Linked DNA regions of Homo sapiens: region 1 is linked to region 2. Evidence: chromatin loops called from intact Hi-C (ENCODE). Cell type or tissue: ovary. All regions are shown on one strand. Each heading gives the region's core, and the rest is flanking DNA. Links, peaks and the distances in the headings are about the cores only.

Region 1 (10,475 bases), core at 3,257-7,256, 140 kb before region 2:
TCGACAATAATAAACTTGACACAAGAGCTTTCAAAAATACAGACCCAAAGAATCAGGACAACCTGTATATTTTTATGCTAGTCTGATGAAGTGGACAGTAGTGCAGAAGTATAATTAGACAAACAGCATAAGATCTAATTGTAATAAACTTGGAGGAACTTAGTGAGGCCTGTGTGTTCAGATTCGTTTCTGTGTCCCAGTGTCTTCAGAGATAAGAATGTATAGGGAGAGTATCTCTGGAATGACCTACTTTAGAGGAAGGTCAGAGAAGTCTTCTATGGTCTACACCAGGGGAGAGAGGATGGGGAGTCAGAGAGACTTTGCTGCTTCTACTCTTTTCTCAAATGCCAAGGTACCACATTGTGGGGTAGCATGTCCTGAGCATTATCATGTTGAATAAATATTACTAGATAAATATGATTCAGAAAGCAAGCAATGTTTTGGTCAGCAAGGGACTTGTAGTTAAGGCATAATTTCTGGAAAGGACAATGAGATCATACAGGAAAGGAAAGGGTTTATTCTATATACATTTTAAGAAAAACTGAGCCCACGAACTCAAGAGTATCTGTTTGGTACTTGCCTATCAACTTTCCCACAAATTTAATCTATCAAATCTTAGGTAGAATCAAGTTTTTAATAGACCCATGGTGCCTCCCAGGCCTGTCTCTTGTCATCAATCTGTGGAAGAAACCCTAGAGAAGGAAGGTTCAGAGAATCTACAAGTGTGATCATATTGCTTTCTTTTTTTTTTTTTTTTTTTTTTTTGAGACGAGTCTTGCTCTGTCGCCCAGGCTAGAGTGCCTCTGAAAGTTGCCAATCGTAAGTGTTGCCCATGACTCCTGGGAACTCTATGGTAGTGTGGCTTGCTATGAAGCCAGGTACCCCAGCCTCCTCAGTAGGGGAGAGGGAGAATGATACAACAAAATTAAATACAAGAGCAATGAAGATCTGCGCCGTACTTCTTGTCTGGATCCCTGGAGATAGACATCTTGTAGGTGTGAGTCACCCTGGCATGGGAATAGTCTAGAGATGACTGCCTAGGATTTCAGAAGCAGATTGAACTTAGAAGCACCCCTACCACTAAGCTTCCTTTTCCCCAGAGTTGCATGAGAAAACACCTACATTTTTCAGTGTCCTCCAGAAGGATATAGGAATTAGTTGCAAAAACAAAAGCCAGGAGACTCCCCTCCTCCACCTTCTCTTTCAAATGCAATTTTTCCTAAAAATTTCTCAGCTGTATCTTCTCTCCATCTTTTCTTCCATGGTCTCTGCTCATGCCCTCACATTCTCTCCCCTGGACCATTCCCATGGACTCCTGGCAGGATATCTATCTCCAGCTCCCATCCCACCCCACCCCTGCAAATCCATTCCCTCAAATCCCACCAAGTGATACGTGTGATACCAGAAATGATTGTAGCACTGCACAGATTAAATGGCTTTAGGGAGCATCCATCCCTACATTACAAAAGCCAAACTCCATCATGTGGTTCAGAAGTGCCTACACACACTGAAGGTGATCTAGCTTCTGCTAACTTACTCCTTGTCTGCTTTCATGTAACCAACAAACTACATCCAACTGTCGTTTGTGGTTGCCCCTCCACACACAATGCTGTAGTCCCCTGTGCTTTTTGCTCCTACTGGGCCTCTGCCTGACACCTTCCATCCTTTGATAAACTTCTCAGCAAAGCCCCTCCTAATAACAGCCAGTACAGCTTTCTGTCTGCACTTCTGACATTATATTAAACTGATCTCTTTATATGCCTGTTTCCGTTACTAAATCAGTTCTTTACTGACAAGAAATGTGTTTTATTTGCCCCGGTTGCAATATCAATATATGTTCATTGATGCTGAATATATATTGTACTACTAATAATATATATTAATATGTTAATATTAATAACTGAAATTATATTGTATTTAGCACATAATTAGATATAGTATCAACAGGTACTATATACTCTTTGCAAAAAAAAAAAAAAATACGCTCCAAGTTTCTTTCTGAAAGTTTTCCTTTTCTTTCCTGTGGGAAAGTGGCCAGGGATTATTGTCTAAATGCCCTTTCTAAGGCTAGCTTTTGTTTGTTTGCTGTTGTATTTTTTATGTTTTTATGTTTGACTGCAGGCTAAGCAATTTTATGGCCTCCTGTTTGTCCCAGTAGAACATGTGTACTTTTAATTTATTTTATATTCCTGAAAAAGGAAGAAACGAAATGAGTCTTCCTTGTTTTGATTAGAAAAGCACAAAAAGTCAGGGTGGGACATAGGGTTCAGTGAGAAGGAAATTTCTAAGCATTTTCCACACAAACCAAGACATTTTCTCAGATAAGGTCTATATCTGGATGTTTTCCTCTTCTATCAATTGTGTTTATCAACAAGCCACAGAAACAGCAAAAGAGTCACTAAAATCTGACATTGAGGAGGCAATACACAAGCAAGAGGCTCAGCTGCATCTCCCCAGTAACTGAAGGGTATATTAGTAGGGAAACACTTTTGTAAGCAGATTTGACACCCTCAGAGTTAATGGCTAGAGAAAGGGAAATGTTAAATATGACGAAAGGGTGCTGTGTCGATTAATTCTTGGGCCACGGTTCAAGAAATGTGAGCTTACTCAATTAAGAAGAATGCACTTTCCTATTCTCCTTTCTTTTCTTTTTCATAAAAGGATAACTGCTGTTTATTGATTATGATGACAGAAGGATAGTAAAATGAACCATAGATTAGGTAAGTAAACTTCAGTATCATCAAGGAATCCTTAGGGAAATGGAAGGCTGCAATTAGAGGTGGCAGGACTTAGCATAGGAGTCCTGCTAAGGAGTGGGAGAGAATAGAGATATAAAAGAATCAAAACAGTTATTTAACCTTATGTAATCTTCCTAAAGATCAATTATATGTTTAAAAATATAGCTTTCAAGTCACTAAATGTATTTTTACTGCCTAGCCTGCTAACGCCATGAGTAACCTTGAAGAAATATAGCACCTTCTAACTTAAATCAAAGAGCTTACAGCAACATTTTCTATGTCTATGAGCACTGTTGTTTAAAAGTTACATGATAAACATTACCACTGGATGTCAGAGAAGGTAAATGAGCACTATTTACTGAGATTACATTGGTAGAATATTTCTAGAGAACAATTTGGCAATGTGGATCATAAACTTTAAAAATCTGCATATTAGATGCTCAATATCATTAACCATTAAGAAAATGCTAATCAAAACCACAATGTGATACCGCCACACATTCATTAGGATGGCTACCATTAAAAAAAGAAGCAGAAAATAGCAAGTATTGGTGAGGATGTAGAGAAATTAGAAAACGTGTACAATGTTGTTGAGAATGTAGAGCCACTGTGGAAAACAGTGTGGTGGTTCTTCAAAACATCAAAAATAGAATCATCATATGATCCAGTGATTTTATTTCTGGATATATCCAAAAGGATTATGAGAAGAGACTGGAAGCAATGTTGTCCATCTACATTTATAGTGGCAGAACTGGCAATAGCCTAAAGGTGGAAGCAACCCAAGTGTCCACTGATAGATAAACAAAATATAGCATATACATCAAACAGAATATTATTTCAGCTTTTAGAAGACAAGAAATTCTAACATATGCTGCAACATGGATGAACCTTGAGGACATTATGCTAGGAGAAATAAGCCAGTCACAAAACGACACAAATGGTATGATTCCACTTATATGAGGTACCTAGAATAGTCAACGAAGTCATAGAGGCAGAAAGTAGAATGATGGTTGTCGGGGGTTGGAGAGCGGGGAAGGGGCAGCTAGTGTTTAATGGAGACAGGTTCAGTATTGCAAGATGAAGAATCCTATGGATGGATGGTGGTGATGGTAGCACAAAAATTTATTTAGGGCCACTGAACTATACAGTTAAAAAGTATTAAGTGTTAAATTTTATGTTATAAGTATTTGACTACAATTTTTTTAAAAAAATTTTAATGTGTATTTATCTTATGTTTATGGGATTTATCCTTATAAAATCATCACCCAAAGGTATAAATATTTCCACAACAAAATGTCTTTACCTTGTTTATAATGGGCAAAAATTAGAAATAACCCAAATATTTGCCAATAGGAAATTAATTGCATTACTGTATATTTGCACAAGGAATTCTATTCAGCCATTAAATAAAAGTACTTGCATGTGTATTTATTAACATCAAAAGATGACATGATACAGTGAGAGAAAAACAGACATGTTTCAAAGCAACATGTATGATGGGATCTCATTTTGTAAGTACAGAAAAATGCACACACAAACACCTCCCTCTCTATACAGACACACACACACACTTGGAAAGATATACATTATAAAGTAAAACCGAAAGTAATTTTATTGGGTGATGGGTTATGAGTAATTTTTCTACTTTAAGATTTTTTCTTGTGAAAACTTTTTTCAAATAAGAGCATTTATTTGGATATTTACAAAATATAAAGTTATGTTTATTTTTTTGAAGTTATTACAATTGGGAAGTCTCATTCACAAAGAAATCAGAATCTTTAAGGCTTAAAAGGTAATCTGAAATAAGTAAGCTAAGGAATCTACTGGTTATTTTCCAATATTCCCCTAGGTTCATACCAGAAACCCAGAAGCAATGAATTTTACACAAATCTTGTCACTGAGTTTTCAACACATATATCTGTTTCATGCATTTTTTCATCCTGGCAGTATTCTTCTGAAAAGCTTATGCCTAATGCTGAGAAAATAATTACTCTTGTGCCTGCAAATAGATAAATGACACAGTCCTGACCCTGTAATAATTTGGTGTTCTGTGGGCTTTCCTCAGCTCCTTAAAAGACTGGCATCCTGTAGAACAGCTCTTTACCAATTCATTCCCTTTTTCCAGTCCAAACACTGCTAGAACAGATTGTCTCCTATGGTGTAAACCCAATTGACATTTGATTCACCAGCTGGCAGCCACCCAACCCTATCTGGACAAGCAGTTCTCACTAAACGAAGGACTTCAATTTCTTTTTTTTTTTACAGTGTTTATCGGCTGTTTTCAAGCTGTTGAAATAAACTTGGCAATACCATTCAAAGTAATCTCTCCCTCCTCTTCCCCACCACCACTGTCCTTTGAAACACAGCTTCCATTCTGTGTTGAGGTTTATTTATCTTCCAGCCCTGGTGCCTATGAGGCCTATAGAAGTTATCAATCAAACCAAATTTATGAAGTTCTTTTGTGGAAGCACTGCAAGCCATTGGACAAAAATCAATGGAGAAATAATAATGGGGAAACAAACGTTTAAGCTGAATTAAATTAAGCAGTTTATAGTTTCACCTCAAAGTGTAAGCATAGGTAGAGAAATGGCTTAGGAGGAATGCAGCCAGTCTACTGACTTGTTTTCAAGTTCCCTGCTCTGAGAATCCAGTTTCAGTGTGTCAGAACTAACAACAGCAATAGCTAGTTTAACGGACGAGAGAAATTAGATTAAAAAAAGAAAAGAATTTCTGCCTCCACTTTCACATTCTGGGAGAAATGAAGAATTGACTTAAGGATTGACTATTTTGTTGAGTAAAAGTCATTAGGGTTTTTAGACGTGTGAAGATAGACCAGGAGTTTAATCTCAATTAAGACCAAATTGTTTTGTATAATAAAGAAACCAAATTTGCTCCAAGGCAGCTGGGGAAACAGGAAAAGGGTAATGGCTGAAAAGAAGCCTAGGAACATGGAGGCAAAAAAGACCATAGAAAAAGGTAACAGAGACAAATCCCTGCTACCAGTGAGACCTGGGAATTTTTAAGAAAAGTGTTGTCACGTATTGAAATTCTGCTGTATTGCTGGGTTCCCGGTATGTTACTCTCATCGTGTACATATCTGTTAGACACAGCAGTATTATGTGAAAGATGGTCTGAGGAGTGAGAGGAGTGTGTGAAGCTTTCTGTGTGAAGCTTTCTGGAAATAGCAGCAAGGAGACCAATTGTCAGGAGACAACAGAGCAGCAAGCTGTGGCATGGGACAGCTCAGGAAAGGACATAACTCAAATGCCACCCTCCCCAAATCTACCAGAGTCTAGATGCAACCCTTAGATGAGCAGGGATTTCCAGGTGGCAGCTCTGTGTGTTCCAACACTGTGTGAAGCAAGTACTCTGTGTCATGTAGTTTATATCATCACTTCAAGGTAGGTATTATTATGGTTCTCTACCTGGGGATGAGAAAACAGAGCCATGAAGAGAGAATTAAGTAACTAATCCAAGGTCACTTGGCAATGAACTGACAGAAGGAGCAGAGAATCAGAGCCCAGGAAGGTCTGACCCTCATCTTGCATCTATCCACCAAGACTCTCTCCCTCTCCCTAACACCCATGAATATTGAGGGATTCCTCTATGCCTGACTTAGTGCCATTTGAAACTTACTGTCTAATGGCAGAGCCACCACATGCAGAGTATAAAGTCATCATTCCACTTTACTTTAGCAAATGAAAACATCCCCATGTGTCACCAGCATCCAGTGACCAGTCTGTAAATCTATGAGGATAGGGTCATGTCCCTTTTCTATCCATGTCTCCCCATCAGCTATTTTCCCCATGACAAAAGCTGTGCTCCAAATTACTTATTGAATAAAAGACTAGCACATAAAGGAAAAGTTTAATCTCACCATTTTAAACTGAATATCCATGCCTTATCTTCTCTCCTTGATCAGCTCTAGAAGAGGAATTTCACATTAAATGTAACTGATAAAGTTCACTTTAAAATAGGCTTTTCTTGACTTAAAATATTAATACAAAGTAATCCATGCTGTTATAGAAAAATTAGAAAATTCAGATAAGCAAAGAGAAAAAAATGAAACTATCCATAATCCCAGGGCCTAGAGATAAATTGTTACTAATGCTTTGACATGGAGTGCTATTCACCGTGAATAATGCTGTGTGAACTGATGCCCTGTTTGAAGATCCATCAGGCATACACAGAGATTTGAACTGACACCACCGATGTCATCATCATCATCACAACTGTGCAGACTGATACTATGCCTTTCAGGAGAAGATTTTGGAATAACCACAGGAAACAAACAGTGACAATAGCAGCTTAAAAATGTCTGTAAACAGAACATGTTTTCTGGTTCTTTCTCTACAAAGTTTTCGGAAGTTATAAAAGCCCCTTTTGGACTGACTAAACCTATAGCTTTCATAAACATTTTAGAAGAAAGAGGGACTCTCCCACCAGCCTCATCCCCACCAAAGATGTACTGCATTTGCTGCTAATTTAATCATAGAAGTGATCAAATCAGACTGTATTTGAAAAATAAGAGCTGTGTTTTATTTGTACTTCAGGCTGGACTCATAACATAAATTATACTACAAGGATGACTGTAATACATCTTTGCAATTTAGCTGGCTTAACTTATATATTGATATGTCCCAAGCGTATAGAGGGTACCTGGTTCATAGCAAATAATTAACTCATTTGAAAAAGTTCTTGGAAGGGGAACTGCTACCCCTAAAGGCTCAGCTTTAATGCTTAAATTCATATTGTCAAAATACTCAAAATGAGACCTGAAATCAGTGGTAAGGTCCTTGTAGGTGAATGGCTCCAATTTACTTCTCTAATCCTCAATTTTATTTTTTCTCTCATTGGGTCCCTGAGGCTCCACTCACCATCAATAGATAAACAACTATAAAGATATTTAGGAGGTCTCCCAGCTAACTGTTTAAGAAATTATTTTCAAGGACTTCTATAGCTATTTCATTTTAATAGCTACTGCGTCAGGTACTCTACACTCATTATCTCATTATCTGATCCTGACAACTGAATGTTGTTATTATGTCTACTTTACAGACTAGGAGCTGAGGCTCAGAGAGAGTAAATGACTTGCTTAAATTTATATAGCCACAAAGTAGCAGAGTCTAGATTAAAATGCTAGTATACGTTATTTTAAAACCCATCCTCTTGATGAAAAATTCTGGAGACCTATTGTTTAGCGTGGTGACTATCATTAATGGCAATGGACTGTATACTTGAAATTTGCTAGGAGACTAGATCTTAAAAAAATAAGTATGTGAGGTGATGGATATGTTCTTTAGCTTGATTCAATTGTTTCTCAATGTAAACATATATCAAAATATCACATTGTATGCTGTAAATATATGCAATATTTATTTGTCAACTCTACCTTAATAAAACTGGCAGCGGGAAGGGAAGACATCCTTTCAACTGCTACCTGCCACATTTGACAAGGGACTTGTAAAACACAGATGCCTTCAAATGAAGGGAACGGAAATTTGAACTTCTACCATGCTCTGATTTTTATCAGATGCTAAATTGTGTCCCTTGATCACAGTGACTCCCTACAAGGCGGACCTTCAAACAGTAACCTAAAGGGAAGAGGCTCAACTGACGCCCTGCAGTTTATCAACAGCAAGCAGGAGAGCATTCCACCAGGTGACAAGGATGCTCTGAGAACTGGGGGCACAGAAACAGTCTCTGAACTTCCCAAGTATAACATGACAATTTTTGGAGAAATATTATTTTTTCCTACCAAAATATTAAACTGCTAAAATGATTGTAAATTCCAGCTTGACCCTAGGGTGTTTAGTGACATTTGTGAAGCAAGAAGTTTCAAATAAAAAGAAAATTAAGTCTGACTACACTACAGCCTTTTTTGTAGAAAAAAAAAAACTTATTCAATCATGTAATTGGTAATTAATATTTGGATGGGTTAAAAAAACACTGTTCAATTTTAAGGATAGCTTTATTTACTGATTGAGAAAAATGAAGTTACATTCTGGAATATAAACTAAATATATTTTCTATACAGTAGCTTGAAGCATAAATAGAGATAGTATGGCATAAATCCCATACAACAAAGTTTTTGTATAAACTTCTTGTTCTCCTCACTGAATAATCCTGCTGCTTCTTTTTCTGCTCAAGTTATGTGGCTCTCTTCTGGGAAATTCAGTTTGCTTGGGTCAGGTCAGCTGCAGTTTGAACTTTTTTGTAAGAGTCCACAGTCAGTTTCTACATATGATCTTGTTCTGTTTGCTTTATGCCTTTTTCTTCCTGCCTTAATGCTCTGCATGTCTGCCCAATAATTACATATTCCCCTAAACAGAAAAAAAACTTCTGCAATGCTAGACATAAGTTCCATTTTTTCATTTGAGCCCTCAGTGCTATAATTTTCTATAAAGTCTTCCCAGTTTAAGAACTAGCTAGTTAAGTAATTAGTTAACAATATTGAATATAAAGGCTCAGATACTTTTGATATATTATTTCTGTTATCAATATGAGCTGTCCTTTTTTGCACTTTTAGTGATTTTCATCTTGAATTTATTGTATCTATCATCTCAATTACTATACATGCTTTCTTTTTATAAACAGTTGCCTCATACATAAATATCTACTTTTCTGGAAACTTCTGAGACTAAGTTTTTAAGTCTGCAAATCTGTTGTTTAATAAACTTAATATATTATCATGTACTGCAATTACTAATATGTTTAGATTTATTCCTCTCTTATTTTGTGCATCCAATTTTCCATGATTCTTTTTAATTGTCTATCTTCTGTTGGATTGCTCTAGATACTGTAGTCTGGCTCACTGAACTCTGATTCCATCCCTCCTCTAGCTTGCCTTCCTGTTCTATAGAGTTTGTCACCCTGGAAATTGTGTTCCCAACCTCCCAGAAGCTGGATATTTACATGGGACCTTAGCTCTACCAAGCAGATGCTCCCACATGAGGCTCAGGACAGCAATGTGCAATCACAAGGGAAGGCCAAGTGCAAAGAGGTGATGTTTGGGCAAGCACAATGAAAGGGGTACCAAATTCCTCTGGGGGCTGTGGCAGAATTCAGTGTATGTAGTTCTTAGCATCGTAGGTGATAAGCAGCAAGCGGATACAATTGTAGGGCCTTCATGGCCCTGTGCAGTGATTTGGGTAAGTGCCCCTGCCTCTGACTGTGTTGTTCCTGCTGTACAGCCTGTTAACCTCATTCTCTGGCCCTCCAAGAGGTTCTGTGAGCTTTCTAAAGTCCTTTTATAAATCCCTTTCTGCTTAACCTTGATAGATACAAGGTTATCTATGCTCTGTCACTAAGAATCCTGACTGAATCAACTTTTATGTTTGAAAATGTGTTTACATTGCCCTTGTCTTTGAATAATAGATTCACTGGGTATGAAATAAGAGGTTCAGGTACATTTTCCTTCAGCATTTTCACATTATTCCATTTTCTTCTTGCACTTGTATATCTGTTTCTCATTGCAAAGTTAATCTATTCCTTCTCTCTAGAAGTCTTAACAGGTTTTTTCCTTATTCCAAGTATTCTGAAATGTGTCTGCCATTTATCTAGGTATGAGTTGCTGTTATTGTTCCCTTTACCCTGCTTAGTACTCAATGAGCCCTTTCAATCTGACATTTAATGCCAAGAAATTGTTCTCTTATTCTTTGCATGCTGCCATACCTCTGTTCTCTCTAGTCTTTTCTAGATCTCCTGATTGACTGATATTGGAACTTCTTGATGTAT
Region 2 (10,475 bases), core at 2,142-6,141:
ACCATTCTCTCCCATTATTCAGCTTAAAGTCATCCAGTTTGCTTTAAACGCTTCCCTTTCTTCCTTGCCTTTCCATTTTTCATTAATTATCTGCTACAACCCTAGTATGATGTTATGTTTCCGAGATCTTTCTAATCCTTTGCATTTCTACTTCCATCAGTCTAGGTTCACAGCCCTCAAACTGGTCTTCCTCCAGCTGCCCATGTGTTCATCAGGTATGTCACCACAATATCAACCTTTTACAATCCTCTCCTTTGTATCATCCCTTGTCTTCAATAAATCTCCATTGGACCCCTTAACATCATTAGCTTGCACTCAAGGCCCCAATCTACCTATTCTCTTAAACCTACATCACACATGACTCATATGGTCCCACTTTGTCTTTATTTGTGTCTGTTTATTCCCTTGAATGACTGCTACCTCCTGACCCAATCTCCTAAAACCTACTCATACTTCAAGATTCAATTCACCTGTCACCTTGGTTTATATGAAGACTTCTTTATCCTTTTAGGAATGATCCCATTATCCTATGAATTCTTCTGTCTCTTATAAACCCTCTACATAAAAATCTAATGTATAAATAAGTGAATGCCTTTCAGTATCTTTAATATGAAATAAATTCAAAAGTAAATCTGGTGAGAAGAAACAAACACAGGAATCTTATTTTTAAAGGGAAAAACAAGATTCCACAATTTCTTTACAGTTACAAGCTTTGGAAAAAGTCAAATCTTCAGTCAACGTGCTCAATGCTCTACATGAAACTCAACTTTCTTTTAAAAAAAGATCTACATTTACAGACCATGTCACAACAAGGTCCTTGATATAATCAGGCAATTTTGCAGTTCTTTAATAATTGACATAAATGAGTAACCTGAAAAGGAAAATATGGGTCTGGAAGATTTCAGTCACTTATAAGGAAAGTTATTGACTGATATAATTTCACTTGCTTGTGACTGAATCCCATTGATTTAGTCCTTTGTAGGCCTGTCTTCCTTGTGTAGCTATCTTTGTCAACCTGATTCACTGGGCAATTACAGGGAGTGCCTACCAGTTTCATTCAAAGCAGAACTTCTCCTCCTCTTGCTACGATTCATAGAGAATATACTTAAAGAATTACTTTCATGTACTTTGACCAATCACTTCTCACAGAGCTCAACTGGTTGCCTATTTATGAATTAAATCACACTTGAGGCTTCATGCATAATCTTAAGTATAAAAAAATGACACACGTACACACATAAAGAAGGCATGAACAGGCCAAGTGAGGTGGCTCACGCCTGTAATCCCAGCACTTTGGGAGGCTAAGGCGGGCGAATCACCTGAGGTCAGGAGTTCGAGACCAGCCTGACCAACATGGAGAAACCCCGTCTTTACTAAAAATACAAAATTAGCCGGTCGTGACGGCACATGCCTGTAATCCCAGTTTACTCGGGAGGCTGAGGCAGGAGAATCGCTTGAAGCCAGGAGGTGGAGTTTGTGGTGAGCCAAGATCACGCCAATGCACTCCAGCCTGGGCAACAAGAGTGAAACTCCGTCTCAAAAAAAAAAAAAAAAAAAAAAAAAAGAATGCATGAACAATTCTACACTAAAGTCACATCATAAAGTCACACTTTTAATAGTATATTCATGAGGCAATAATCAACCATTCTAACTTTCTCCTCTTCTACTCATAATACTTTGCTCAAACTTGCCTGAGTATTTGAAGAATATAGACATATGTTAAGTATCTCATTAAAAAATATTTCCAGAGTTCTGAATTTTACTTATTACACCTTTTTTGTCCTTTTTTTCCTTTTTGTGGAGAATGGAGTCTCACTTTATTGCCCAGGCAGGTCTTGAACTCCTGGGCTCAAGCCATCCTCCCACCTCTGCCTCCCTAGGTGCTGGGATTACAGGTATGAGCCACCATGCCCAGCTGAATTTCACCTTTTAGAGAAACCACGGTGTGTTCAAATACGATCCAAGCTTTAAAAGATATACATATATAAAAGTCAATGAATTGTTTGTGCCTCAATGAACATATCCTTACACCTTATTTAGTATACTGCATAACTAACTGAAATTACATACGCAAACAGCTGATAACTTTAATGTTGTTTTGAGGAAGAGATTTGATGTTTATTTCATTTGAATATGAGTTGCCCTACTCAATGGTTGCTCCTGATAAAAGGTTTGTCTTAGGTTTTTATTTGCTGCGGTTAACTGATCAGGGCTACGGTTTTTTTTTTTTATATCTAATTAATCTTTGTGTCTGTCTGTGCTCAAAATGAGGCTCTACTTAAATGTTACATTCATGAGATTAATGTCCTTAAAATGGTGTTGAAGATTTTACTTTACTCAGACTCCTACCATTCTAAAATAATACCATGCTCATTTTTTGTTCCCTTCTAATCTTTAGCCACTTATATGTAACAATTTAGTAGCATATACTTATGACATAAAACAGGTTTCCTCATTCCTATGTAAATATCTTATAATCTATAAATCTATAGGAGATACATAATTTTTTAATACTGATTTGTTATAGTTTATCACTCCCCTCCTATACAGTGTTTTCAGTTGTTTTAATTTGGGGAGTTATATATTTACGGTGGGAATAATTTTCCTACTATAACTATAGCTATAAATGTCTTTTTATATTAGCATTTCTTTCTTTGACTATTTCCTTATGATAAATTCCCAGGAGGGTTATTATGATTAAAAAAAATTTCATGACTAACAAAACCAAAACAGTAAGAAAATGAAATTCTTCATTAAAATGAAAAAGCAGGATTACAAATGAAATACATTTATAAAAGACATTTAAAAATGGATGAAAACAAAAATACTCTGTTATTTTCATTAGTTATTAATGCATAAAAATTTGACAATTTCTCATGTTGGGAAATAGGACTGTGTGTGTGTGTGCGTGTGTGTGTGTGTTTGTGTGTATGTGAACAACACACATTACCTTCTGAAGTTAATACAGTCTGCCCTCCATATCTGCAGGTTCTGCATCAATGGATTCAACCAACCATGGATGGAAAATATTTGGGAAAAATAAACCCAATAAAAAATAGCAATACAACAATAAAAAAAATATGGTATAACAACTATTTACATAGCATTTACATTGTATTAGGTATTATAATAAGTATCTAGAGATAACTGAAAGCATACAGGAACATATGCATAGGTTATATGCAAACATGATGGCATTTTACATAAGGGACTTGAGCATCTTCAGATTTTGATATCCGAGAGCGGTCCTGGAATCAATGCCCCACGGATATGGAGGGATGACTGTAATAATGATAACTCTGCAAAGTTATATTTTATACTGAATTAAACAAAGTGGACTATTCTATAAATTAGAACTTATAAAATTATGTTTTATAAATAATTGCCCTGGGTAACTTTTAATTGTTATGTTAGTTTCAAGTTATACACTTTAAAAATCTTTTTGCCCCCATTCGACTTCTTAAAATAATCCTAATGTTCCTAAATTATTTATTTCTTATTGCATATTTCAAAATGTTTATCCAATGCCAGAAAAGAGTGACAGAGTCTCATACATGTGTCCATATGTATCACACACACACCACACACACAGATGAAGCATGGGCCAAATGAAAACACACAGAGATTATTAAGTGAGAAGACCACTGGGAGTCAAATATAGTTGTGGTTATAATCCACAATATAATTAGCAATAGTCAGTAAAAGGAATAATTGCGTGAGTAAAGATTCCTTAGAAGTCAATCATTGGAGCAAAGCCAAAGATTATGGCCCAATATCATAGTACCTATATCTAAAACAACAACAAAAAAACCAGGTCAAGAAAGAAGAACAGTGCTGGCCAGGCGCAGTGGCTCATGCCTGTAACCCCAGCACTTTGGGAGGCCGAGGCAGGTGGATCACAAGGTCAGGAGTTCGAGACCAGTATGGCCAACATGGTGATACCCCGTCTCTACTAAAAATATAAAAATTAGCTGGGCATGGTGGTGTGCGCCTGTAGTCCCAGCTACTCGGGAGGCTGGGGCAGAAAAATCGCTTGAACCCAGGAGGCAGAGGTTGCAGTGAGCCAAGATCGTGCCATTGCACTCCAGCCTGGATGACAGAGCGAGACTCCATCTTAACAAAAAAAAAGAAAGAAGGGCAGTGCTTTCTATTACCATAAAATCACTCCAGGAAGCTAAATTAGGAGTTCTCAATTTGTTAACAAATTTCTTTCAGAATAGAATGAAAAGGGAACCCAGGGACTTTACAAACAAAGTATACCCTTATTTATTTTATGCTACCCAAAACTGGATTAAGATGTAGTGAGATCTAATTTAACTGACTTGATATTACCCCACGTAAAAATTAGCAAAAACTAATAGTACATACATATTTTTAGATTAAAGATAACGCAGAGATTTCAGTGAAATAGGTACTATCCATAGAAACCCAAGAGGACTAAGAGTAATAAAACTCAAGTAAGAATTTAATAGGTATCATACACATAGAACAATAAAAGCCATGAAAACAATGAATTAAATTACTATACAAATTATATTCAAATGATGACAAAAACTACCATTCCAATCTAACCAAAATTTCAATGTTTTGTATATAAAAATAACATAACTAAGCCAAGATCCCATTAATATCTGACAATTATAACTTTTAAAATATTAAATAAGTACCACTAATTAAAATCCACAGATTGTTTTTTCAATTTGGTTATGTACTGGGGGCATACTATGTGATAAGCATTGGCTTCGGACCTGGAATATTAAAATTAATTTAATTATTAAAAAATGGTGCTTATACACTAAGAATCATACACTGACCAAGACATATGGACTAAGTATAAGTGATTGAGAAGCCCTCATCCCAGAGAAAAAGACGAGGTTATTTCAGAGAGAAGGTATAACATAAAGTATAATAAAAGCAAGATGGCATAAAAGCAACAGGTTAGTTTTAGAAAGAAAAAATGACCTGCGATGATCTAAATTTAGGTCACCTGGAGCTGTGAACAGCTGGAAATGAAAACAAAAAGACAGACTGAGGCTGGGTTTGGAGGGCCTTATAAGCCATGCTATACAGTCTAGATTTACCTTGCAAGAAATGGGAAGCCTCTGGACAAATTTGAGTACAATAGTAACAAATTCATGTTTTAGTAAGACAACTGGATACAGACTAGAGGTACTCAAACTAGAGAAGGTGATGGTTATTGCAACGGTCCAGGAGAGAGTTGATGAAGGAGAATAAGCACTACATATTTTTATTCATTTAATCCTCACAGCAATTCTAGAGGTAAAAAAGATTATTATCCTCGGTTTACAGATGAGGAAACTAAAGCACAAAGATTATGTAACTAGACAAGTTACAACTAATAAATGCTGGGTGAAAATCTGAACCCAAATAACTAGGCTCCAGAATTCAAGCATTTAACCACAGTTTTTTTTTTAAACTATTATGTTTTGCTACTGATAAAAACTAGGGTTAAAAAAAACTGTACTTATCAGTAGCAAATCCCAGGACTTTGGGAGGCCAAGGTGGAAGGACTGAACCTAGGAGTTGAAGACTAGCCTGGACAATATAGTGAGACCCTGTCTCTTAAAAAAACACAAAAATTAGCCAGGCACACACCTGCAGTTCCCGCACTCCAGCCTGGGTAACACAGTGAGACACTGTCTCAAAAAAAAGGAAAAAAACAAAACCAAGAAAAGATAGTGTTTTAAGGAGGAAGGTTGGTCACCAATGTTAAATGTTGAAACGAGGCCAAATAGGATGAGTATTTAGAAAATTAAAAAACGATTAAATTTAGCAATTCATTGTTCACCACTGACATCTACAATAGAAACAATAATTTTTGCCTTTAGAATTAATCACCAAACATGTATCCAACACCATTAAGATCCAATACATTACACAAAAGGTTACATCAATGATAGCTTCAACATGTTTTAAAATCAGCAGTCCTGATATTCAAAAATTAACAAAATAGAGCCTCTGAAAACTAATAAATTGTTTTAAATCAACAGAAGAATATGACATTCTGGTAAAGCAAAACAGTATTTTTATATTAAGCTAATGTCGCAATGTGTAATTAAAAAATTATTTATAGATGACACAGTATCTCAGTAAATCTTTAAAACATGTCAAGCAAAACTGTACATAGATCATCTAAAGGGCAAAGACAGATAATTTGCATTTCCTGCCTAAATAATATATATCTGTTGTCTATTTCATAACATACCAAATTAGGTTTTAGTTTTTCAGACATAAATATCACAACACAAAAAAATGTAAATTTCAATTCAGCAAAACATACCATTAGCAATAAAGCAAAAACAAACAAAAAACCCAACAACCTTAAAGAAAATATTTGCAACTTATACAAAGATATGTAATAAACTCATTTTTAAAAAAGAAAAAAAAATCTCCAAAGATAAAGCGGCAAAGGATATGGAAAGGCAATTCACAGATATGAAAATCCAAATGGTTCATCAATATATGAGTGAATAAACATTGAAACTGATTGTTACAAAATACAATCAAAATGCCAATTTTCATCCATCAAATTGACAAAAATCTCTGCTATGACATCATTACACATTCATGTCCAGTGGGTAACAAGATAATATTATCCATTAACATGTAAAATATGCATATAATTTTGGCCTAGCACACTTACTTTGGGATAGAAATTAAACAGGAAAAAATAAATTTTCAATAGGGAAATATTACAGTAAATTATGATACATCCAAATTATATTTTGTAGCTACTTAAAAACTGGCTTAGTTCTATATTTACTGAGAAAAAGTCCATTATGCATTGTGAAGTTAAAAAAAAAAAAAAACACAAGAGTAAACCCTATAATAGCTAGAATGGGAATGAAAAGAGGAGGCCACCAGTAGGCCCTGAATATTTTGTTTGTACTTAGAGGAAAGAAGTATGGATGATGATATACTAATTCTGTGCCCTCAAAGGGACAGGTTTAGAGGATGTAAGAAGAAAATAACACTTGGTCCTTTAAAAATAAATCCAATAAAGTAATACTTATGTTCTAATTGCTATTATCTTCAAAATAAATGGCTATCTGTGTATGCTGAAACATTTGCTTTTCTAACATTTTTTCAGATTGTGTGTGTGTACATATTTTGAAGTTTAAGTTCTGTAATTATTTTTACTCTATTTTAAACAAATAGTAATGGTTGTAAATACTTTGAAGTTTAAGTTCTGTAATTATTTTTACTACATTTTAAACAGATAGTAATGCTTGTAAAAATAGTGTCTTTAACGTATCTTCTCATATCCTTATGTAATGTTATACTCCAATAAAAACAACCACAAATTGTGCTGTTTCAGATAAAGTTCTCCATAAACTTTGCTTGAATCTACCTATTGCCCCAGACGGGCATCCCATCTTCTCCTCTGGAATGCTTTCCTCCATTATTTATTTTCTCCTAGCTTAAATCTAGCCAATTTTTGTACAGCCCCACTGGTTTTACTGGCAACCGCTCATTTTTACAATTATCTTACTAAGTGATTCTATCCCAAATAAGAATTCTCATTAGGTAAAATTAGGGAAAGCAGGCCAGGTGTGGTGACTCACACCTGTACTCCTAGCACTTTGGGAGGCCAAGGGGGTGGGTCACGAGGTCAGGAGTTTGAGACCAGCCTGGCCAAGATGGTGAAACCCTGTCTCTACTAAAAATACAAAGAAGTTAGCCGGGCGTAGTGGCGGGCACCTGTAATCCCAGCTACTCGGGAGGCTGAGGCAGGAGAACTGCTTGAACCTGGGAGGCGGAGTTTCCAGTGAGCCGAGACTGCACTGCAGCCTGGGCGACAGAGCAAGGGCTCTGTATCAAAAAAAAAAAAAAAAAAAAATAGGGAAAGCAGAATATTTCTATGTGGCAACTTCCTGTGGCTTTCCAGTCACGATGATACGGGGTGGGAGTGCGGGGAGAAAGAGAGACGGTGTGCACACACCTAGAAGGTAAAGCACAATATAAGTGAGGAATAAGACTCCAAACTATAATTCCAGAATGTCAGAAATAAAGCTTGGAGTCTTAAGGAAAACAAACACTCAGACAAAGGATTTCTCAGCAAAGCAAATTTACTTCTGCACAGAGGGGTGCTTCTCTTTGGCCAGTCACCAAAAGGAGAGTTAAAGTTTTTATCCCTGACGCAAATCCTGCCCCTGTGCCCTTTCCCCATTGGCTGGGGTTGGACTGCACAATCTAAGCTAGACCCGATTCTCTGAACATTTGAACTTTTTCTTAGATAAGGTGTGCACATAAGGGAGAGAGGGGAGAGGGGGTAGAAGTCATCTGTGATAAGCTAGAGAGCTAGTTTTCTTCCCAAATAAGGAAAGGAATGTGAGCTGGTACTGATAAGCCATTGGTGCTGTGGCATGCCTGGGCATGTAGTAAAGGCAGAAAGAAAGAAAAAGAGAAGAAAAGGGAAGGGGAGGGGTACTGTGGATTAAAGAATAAAGGATTAATAGGCTATTTGAAGAGAAATCTTGTCATATCCCACACAGAAGAAAAAAATGAAACCAAAATTCTACTGAGTGTGAAGGCTGAGACTAAAGAGAGGCTCCTGACATAGCTGAGTGGAAGTACTATGTGTGATAAAGAAGGAAATGGAGAAATATCTATTTGGTCAGGATAAACTGAGTATGTTTAGTTATCCCCAACTCTTTATCTTCTAGTAATTGTGATATAAGGAAGACTGGGAAGTACAAGTCAACAATTCATTGTCATTAAATCAGAAAGGCACTGAATGCTGAATTTATAAATCAGAAAGCATAAATGATTGAATAACAAGGGAAAATTAAGCTTATCTGCAAATAATGCAAAATAGACATTGAAAATGTGAGGGAAGAAAATTTATAAATTTGTTATGCTAATTTAGGATAGACAAACAAAAAGAGAATTGACTTTGTTTCATGCCTTTCCATAATGGTTTTATTAAATTGATGTTTTTGTTTGCTTTGTTTTTTGAGACAGGGTCTTGCTCTGTTGCCCAGGCTGGAGTACAGTGACGTGATCATGGCTCACTGCAGCCTCAATATGTCCCAAGCTCAATCAATCCTCCCACCTCAGCCTCCTAAGTAGCTGGGACTATAGGCACGTGTCACTATGCCCAGCTGATTTTTTAAAAATTTTATTAGAGACAAGGTCTCGATACATTGCCTAGGCTACTCTTTAACTCTTGAGCTCAAGCAATCCTCCCACCTCGGCCTCCCAAAGTGCTGGGATTACAAGCGTGAGCCACTGCACTCAAATTGATTTTCTAAGGCAGTCAAGAGATATCTAATATCCAGAGTCTTCTGTTAGAATTCTACGTACACTATTAGCTTTTAAAAACCAGTTTTCTGGTATAAAAGTAAGATACTTTCACTATCAAAAACCTATGAAGATAGAGAAAAGCTTTAAAATGAAATAAAAATATTTATAAAAAATTAAGATCATAAATCTCTTTTTTTTTTTTTGAGACGGAGTCTCATTCTGTCGCCCAGGCTGGAGTGTGGTGGCGCGATCTCAGCTCACTGCAACCTCTGCCTCCGGGGCTCAAGTGATTCTCCTGCCTCAGCCTCCCAAGTAGCTGGGACTACAGGCACGTGCCACCACACCCCGCTAATTTTTTGTATTTTTACTAGAGACAGGGTTTCATCCTGTTAGCCGGGATGGTCTCGATCTCCTGACTTCATGATCCGCCCACCTCGGCCTCCCAAAGTGCTGGGATTACAGTTGTGGGTCACCACGATAAATCTTAAACAAATATGGGACGATTCTAACTTAAACTTAAATGTTTTCCCACACAGGAAATACTCTTTTTAAAAAATGGCTGAATAAGGGGTCAAATAAGAGGATGAAAATTTACGGTATATTATTAATTTATTTAACCACTCTTGTAATACCAGGCATTTGTGTTGGTTCCAAATATTTTTCACTATTATAATGAGCACCATAAAGAATATTCTTATATAAAAATTGAGCTAATTTCAGAATATTCCTCTGGAAAGAGTCCTCCAAGTGCTGTTACTTTACAAATAGTATTGTCATGCTTAATGCCTTTGATTCACATTGCTAAATTATTCCCCAGAAAAGTTTTACTACTTTGATTTTCTACTACCAGGGTAAAAGGGATTTTAACTTTCTCTGTGCTTATCTCGTTTTCCAAACTAGAATGACACATTTCTTGCAAGTACTTCTTTTATAGTTTCATACATATATTTATATACACACACTCACATATATATACATATAAATACACACACACATATATACATATATATTTAATTTCAATAGCTTTTGTGGTATAAATGGCTTTTGGTTACATAAATGAATTGTATAATGGTGAAGTCTTTGATTTTAGTCTATCACCTTAGGCCAAATCACCAGCAACACTCTAGGAATGACAACAGTGTCTTAGACATTATCTTCATTACTGTTGTAGCGCAATTAACACATGGATTAGTAATATTAACTAGCTG

Evidence for each region. Peaks named below come from ENCODE experiments on the same cell type or tissue, not always from the same donor. Only the 100,000 strongest peaks of a DNase experiment are listed, where the experiment ranks them.
Region 1: it touches region 2 in a loop (7-fold over the local background); 1 of 110 quality-filtered maps calls a loop at or near these places.

Annotation. Positions count from the first base shown.
Region 1 is chr7:11,223,205-11,233,679 of GRCh38, reverse strand. No RefSeq gene overlaps it. Among named protein-coding and RNA genes, the nearest start is that of PHF14, 250 kb to the right of the region's middle. In ovary, for the core only: no CTCF peak of the experiment used is centred there; a DNase peak (open chromatin) is centred at 4,929; H3K27ac peaks cover 457 bases.
Region 2 is chr7:11,080,851-11,091,325 of GRCh38, reverse strand. All of the region lies in intron 16 of PHF14 (PHD finger protein 14), which reads right to left. Among named protein-coding and RNA genes, the nearest start is that of PHF14, 110 kb to the right of the region's middle. In ovary, for the core only: no CTCF peak of the experiment used is centred there; no DNase peak of the experiment used is centred there.